2 separate regions of the Mus musculus genome follow, and region 1 is linked to region 2. The links are chromatin loops, found by intact Hi-C in ENCODE. Cell type or tissue: left cerebral cortex. All regions are shown on one strand.

What was found. Hi-C counts contacts between places; a loop is a spot of excess contacts. Peaks named below come from ENCODE experiments on the same cell type or tissue, not always from the same donor. Only the 100,000 strongest peaks of a DNase experiment are listed, where the experiment ranks them.
Region 1: a loop joins it to region 2, with 3.0 times the contacts of the local background. A loop is called at or near these places in 15 of 42 quality-filtered maps.

Annotation. Positions count from the first base shown.
Region 1 is chr11:11,988,912-11,991,411 of GRCm38, forward strand. All of the region lies in intron 1 of Grb10 (growth factor receptor bound protein 10), which reads right to left. Among named protein-coding and RNA genes, the nearest start is that of Grb10, 47 kb to the right of the region's middle. In left cerebral cortex, no CTCF peak of the experiment used is centred here; a DNase peak (open chromatin) is centred at 1,174.
Region 2 is chr11:11,460,991-11,463,490 of GRCm38, forward strand. It overlaps Zpbp (zona pellucida binding protein), which reads right to left and starts at 1,429. Exons shown (of 8, transcript NM_015785.2): 1 at 1,074-1,429. The coding sequence starts at 1,374. In left cerebral cortex, CTCF peaks have their summits at 729 (motif pointing right) and 1,065 (motif pointing right); DNase peaks (open chromatin) are centred at 134, 765, 995 and 1,261; H3K4me3 peaks cover 1,223 bases; H3K27ac peaks cover 781 bases.

The sequences.
Region 1 (2,500 bases), 530 kb after region 2:
ACAACTAAACTAAAATGGTTAGGCAGCAGAAACACCTCAGTCTGTGAGCCTATGGACTATGAACAAACACAAAATCCATCATGGTTTATCCACTTGGCAGTGTCTCATTACTCACAACAGGAAATGGAGCACTGCAAGGGTTGCTGAGTTTCTTGGGACTTGACCATAGGTATCAAGTTGCCTAAGAACTAGGACTGTAGCAACTCCAACAATACGAATAGGAAAGGGGGTAAAAAACAGAGAAGTCATACTGGCCTCATTTTCCTAAATTTCTGTAAGTTTCTCTTTGATCTTTGCTTACACATAATTCTTCATTCAACTAGAGCTGAACTCATGTTTTCAATATGAAGTTTGCTACTCTATTAAACCCACTGAGCAAATCTCAGAAGTGTATCTCAAAGTAAGCATGGTATGCCTGAGTTCTTGCTCTAGTTGGGGTGCGATTTCACAGACTGGCCATTTACTTTCATCTTGAGAATTGTCTTTCTTTAAATCTACTTCAACTTTACTTTAATTTTCTTTCTGACTTGATGAACTACTCTTTTATATATCTGACATTTATTTTGGTGATCAGTAGGTAGAGAGATTTCACAGATATTACATAAACCAAATTGTATTTGCTAGTTTTCTGTTACTATATCAAACACCCAAGATAACACTTATTATGAGAAAAGATTTAATTTGACTCCAGTTCACAACTGGTTGGCTCCATGGCTTCTGAACATCTAGAGATGACAGGTGGCAACCGCAGGGAGTCCATGGTGACCCGCTCACCTCCCAGCCAAGACTTTCAGGAAAGTGGAAAAAGAGAGCCAAAGACAAAGAAGGGGCTCCCCTCAAGGGCAGGTCCCCATCATCTCCCCCTAGGCTTGACCTCCAGAAGGTTCCACTAACTCCCAATGGTGCCACCTAGAAGAGAAAACCCTTAACAAGAGCCTTCGGGCAACAAATCACTTGCAAACTACAGCACTATTTGTCACCCAATCCTTCCTTTTGCTCTAGGTTGCTGGGTACACATTAATTACTGCTCACACTTGCACACCCTCTCGCGAGAGCACCCACCCACCCACACCCGTCCTTCTCAGCTCCCTACTCATCAGTTCAACACATCTGTCTGCTTTTGGGTTGACACCCTGCATTTTCCACTCACACAGCCTGCCAACAGGTTTTTATCATCAGCAGAGTATTTCCTTTCTCACTTCTTTTACATGAACATCTTAGTCATTTTCTTCCAAGCAAATTTCTGAGCCAGGAAAGATTTAACACAGATTTTAAAGTCATAGAGCACATAGCTTCATTCATACAGTGTCTTACAGTGGCTATACCATACAACCCAAGTATGCAGGGACCTCAAGCAGTTAGCGTTGTATAACTATATTCTATGATGTTTGTACAATGATAAAATTGCCAAAGAATATATTTCTCAAAATATATCCATGGCATGGCTTTAATTTTAAGGTTTATTTGAAATGTTAAAGTGTCTCATCTAAAATATGTCCTTGAATGAGTAGTACCACCAATGGAAATACCACTATCGGACCACTAGCTTGGAAGTAGTTCACAAGAGCACTGGGAAGCATAGACCAAGGTATACAAAGCCATCATTTCCAGGAGACTGGTTCAGATCTCATACAGTTGTGCTTAAATATATCCCCTCACCACAGACGTGGCTCCACCTGACAGCACCTGGCTGTGTCCTATAAACACTCAGGTCTGAGACCCTCTCATGCATTCAGCACAGCATTTCCTCTGAGAAACCTCAGGCATCACAAGCGCACTGGGCTACATGGACGCACCTACTTCAAAGACAAGCAGCTTGCAAACAGAACGAAGGCAATAGTATAAAGTAGACTTAGAAATACAGCATGCCCAGTTAAATCTGTGATCCAGAGAGAAAATTATTTGGTATAAGTATACAACCAAATATTACATAGTGCTTACTGTAAACATTATCTGTAGCTTATCTACAGCTTCCCAGGATATTTTCTACTTCATCTGGCAACACTCATGTTGTCGCAAGCAACTGTTTAAATGTGATGTAATCATGAAATCTCACTGAGAACTGCATGTGTTTGTAAAATCCCAGATTGAAAAAAAAAAAAAAGACACCCTTTAAAATTAAGAATTCTGTCTCTATAAGCTAAGAAGACCTAACTCAAGGTGAGTGAGCCTTAGTTGAAATGCCGGAGACTAGTTTTTCATGTTCAAAAAACAATATTTTGGAGTATGTGTGCCCAGATAGATAGATCTTAGGGATACAATTCAGGACAAAACACGAATTTAGTTATGTGTCACACACACCTTTTTCTTACAGTAAACATATGCCATACTTTTATTAATTGTATACAAGGGCAGGGGCAGATTTTCTGATTGCACGCTCTCTCTCTCTCTTACAGTGAAGTTTTTAATTTTAGAGCAGTTCATATTTCAGGTTTTTCAATTAGAAACAATAAGCTTGTGTATTAAAAATTATGGCATTTTAAAAATGAAACCAAACCCC
Region 2 (2,500 bases):
GCCCTGGCGTTCCCCTGTACTGAGGCATATACAGTTTGCAAGACCAAGGGGCCTCTCTTTCCGATCCAGGAAAGCAAAGGCATCCAGGACTCAAACCCAGACTTGGAGGCAGCAGGCTAAGCGGAAGCACGGGGGAATAGTGCTTACCGACTAGCTTCCTCTGGCTTGCTCAGCCTGCTTTCTGACATTGCCTGGGACCACCTGCCCAGGGATGACACCACCTCCCAGAGGACCGGCCCCTCCCACATCAAAAGCAATTAAGAAAAATACCCCCACAGACCGCTCATACGTCAATCTGATAGTCAAATCTTCAATTGAGGTTTCCTATTCCCTGGTAACTACAGATTGTGTCAAGTTAAAAAAAAAATAAAAAACTAGTAAGCATGCCCCATTTCTTTCCTTTAACCACAGTATCCCTTTCTTCACACTTCTTCTACATCTGTATCCTTGGTTACTTTATAGTTCTCTTATTTGAATAAACTTTAACTCTGACAAATGTACCTTTAGTACATTTAGGATCTATGGGACACAGATTATTGCTAGTAAGTCTACAATTTCAACATAAAGAGAGGGAGAGGGAGAGAGACCAAACCTTGCTAGCTAAAAAGCCAATCTAGTAAGCGCTCATTTCTTTCTCCGATATATATTTTTGAAACTAGGATACGTGTTTCCAACTACACCCTGCATTTTACATCCAGAACCAACAGAGGGCGCTGCACTATCAAGGATGGTCTAAAAGCTCACTAGGTTCACAGCACAAATTCAGTACTATACAGAGCTACATAGACTCGCTCTGAAACACACGGCTGGCAATGACCCACGAACTGAAGTTTTATTAAGGCACTTTTAAAGTTCGGATAATCTCTTGGAGCAGGGCCTCCTTCACGAGCCCACAGAGGTCTTTTCTATGCAAATGTAGTTTTCAAGATTCCTACACAAAACTAGGCTCACTGGGGCTGTCCCTGCCAGAGAGGGTGTCCTTGTGTAGTCGGAGTCACGTGACACGGGGCCAACGCAATTCTCGTGAGGAGCCGCGGCAGCCAGAGCTCCCGCCATGCGGCGCCGAGCCTCACCTGCAGGGGGCGCCCGCAGCAAGGCGCAGAGCAGGACGGCGGCCAGCGACAGCGGCGAGAGCACGGAGCCCGAGGCCCCGGCCCGCCGCCGGCCCCGCGGAGCCCGGCCCGGGGCCAAGGCCTCCATCCACACGCCGCCGACGGCCGAGCCTCGGCGCAGAAGGTCGTTACCTGGCGCGCGCCCACCCGCCGCCGGAAGTTGGCAGACGGCAGGCCGGAAGGACGGACCGACGGACGCGCCACTTCCGCTCGGGTGATGTGCGGGAGGTGTGCTAGCTTGGGACCCAGCTTGGGTACACATGGGAGGCAAGAGGTCGATCCCCTAGGGGCTCCCTTGACTTCGAGGCCCCGCACCACTAAGGAAACCCTCCAGAACCTGGCTGGTCTGAGATTCCAAAGCGAGAAGAATCTTGTGTCGCAAAGTTCTAACCTTTGCCTTCCCGTGGTGTCTGTGTGCAGAGGAGAAGCCCCTCTTATTACCTTAGCAGTGGATTGAGTTTCAGCCTTTAGGTGCCTAATGGCAGCAGATCCTGAGAACGGATGACTTAATGAATGTACACCTCTCATAAACTTCCTGGCTATAGTAATGCCAATGCATGAAGTTCCTGACTGTTGTAATGCGAACGATTGTGCATTATCAGTGTGTGGGACTTAATAGAAAATGCATGCAGTGAACACCTAGGAGAAATTAAAGGTATTGCCTTAAAAAGTGGCATGATGGGAAAATGGAGGAAATAGACCTTAGATGACATTGACTTTCATGCAGTACTCGGCTTGGAAGATCATCCTCAACTTGGATTCAGGAAAACATAAAGAACCAGCTCACGGACCGTTTAGAATGAGAATGTATTTAAATTGAAAGAATCATACATCTTTTCTGCCTTTGGAAGGATTTAATGATAGTCCAACTAGGATAAAAATAAATTTTATACAAATATATAGAAACACTAGAAGCAGGCTGTTAAATGTTTTCACTTTTAATATGAAGAGATGGGTAATACGGAGTGGAGTAAAAACTTACTGACCTTCGTGTTTTGGATAAACTGTCCAGGACCTTATGCTGAAAACTTACCCATTTATTTCAACGTTATTGCTTGTTTTGTTGTATATTGCAAATTTTCAGTCATCATCATAGGTGGTCGTGGCTACATTCTGCTTATCCTTACTATCATACAATTGATCTGATTTAAATATTCTATACCTGACTCTTGTAGAAGCTTACCTTCTTTATTTAAGGAGGTGTGAGCTATTACCCTTCGGATTGTAATAATTAAACTTAGTTGCAATTTTCATGCAAAACCAAATTGTCTAGTTAAAAAACAGCTCTTAAGTGGACTGCTATGCTTATCGTTTAAAATAGATCGTTTTTTATGCTGCCATTTACTGAAATAACATAAATACCTCATTGTTTTCGTTCTAAGAATTGT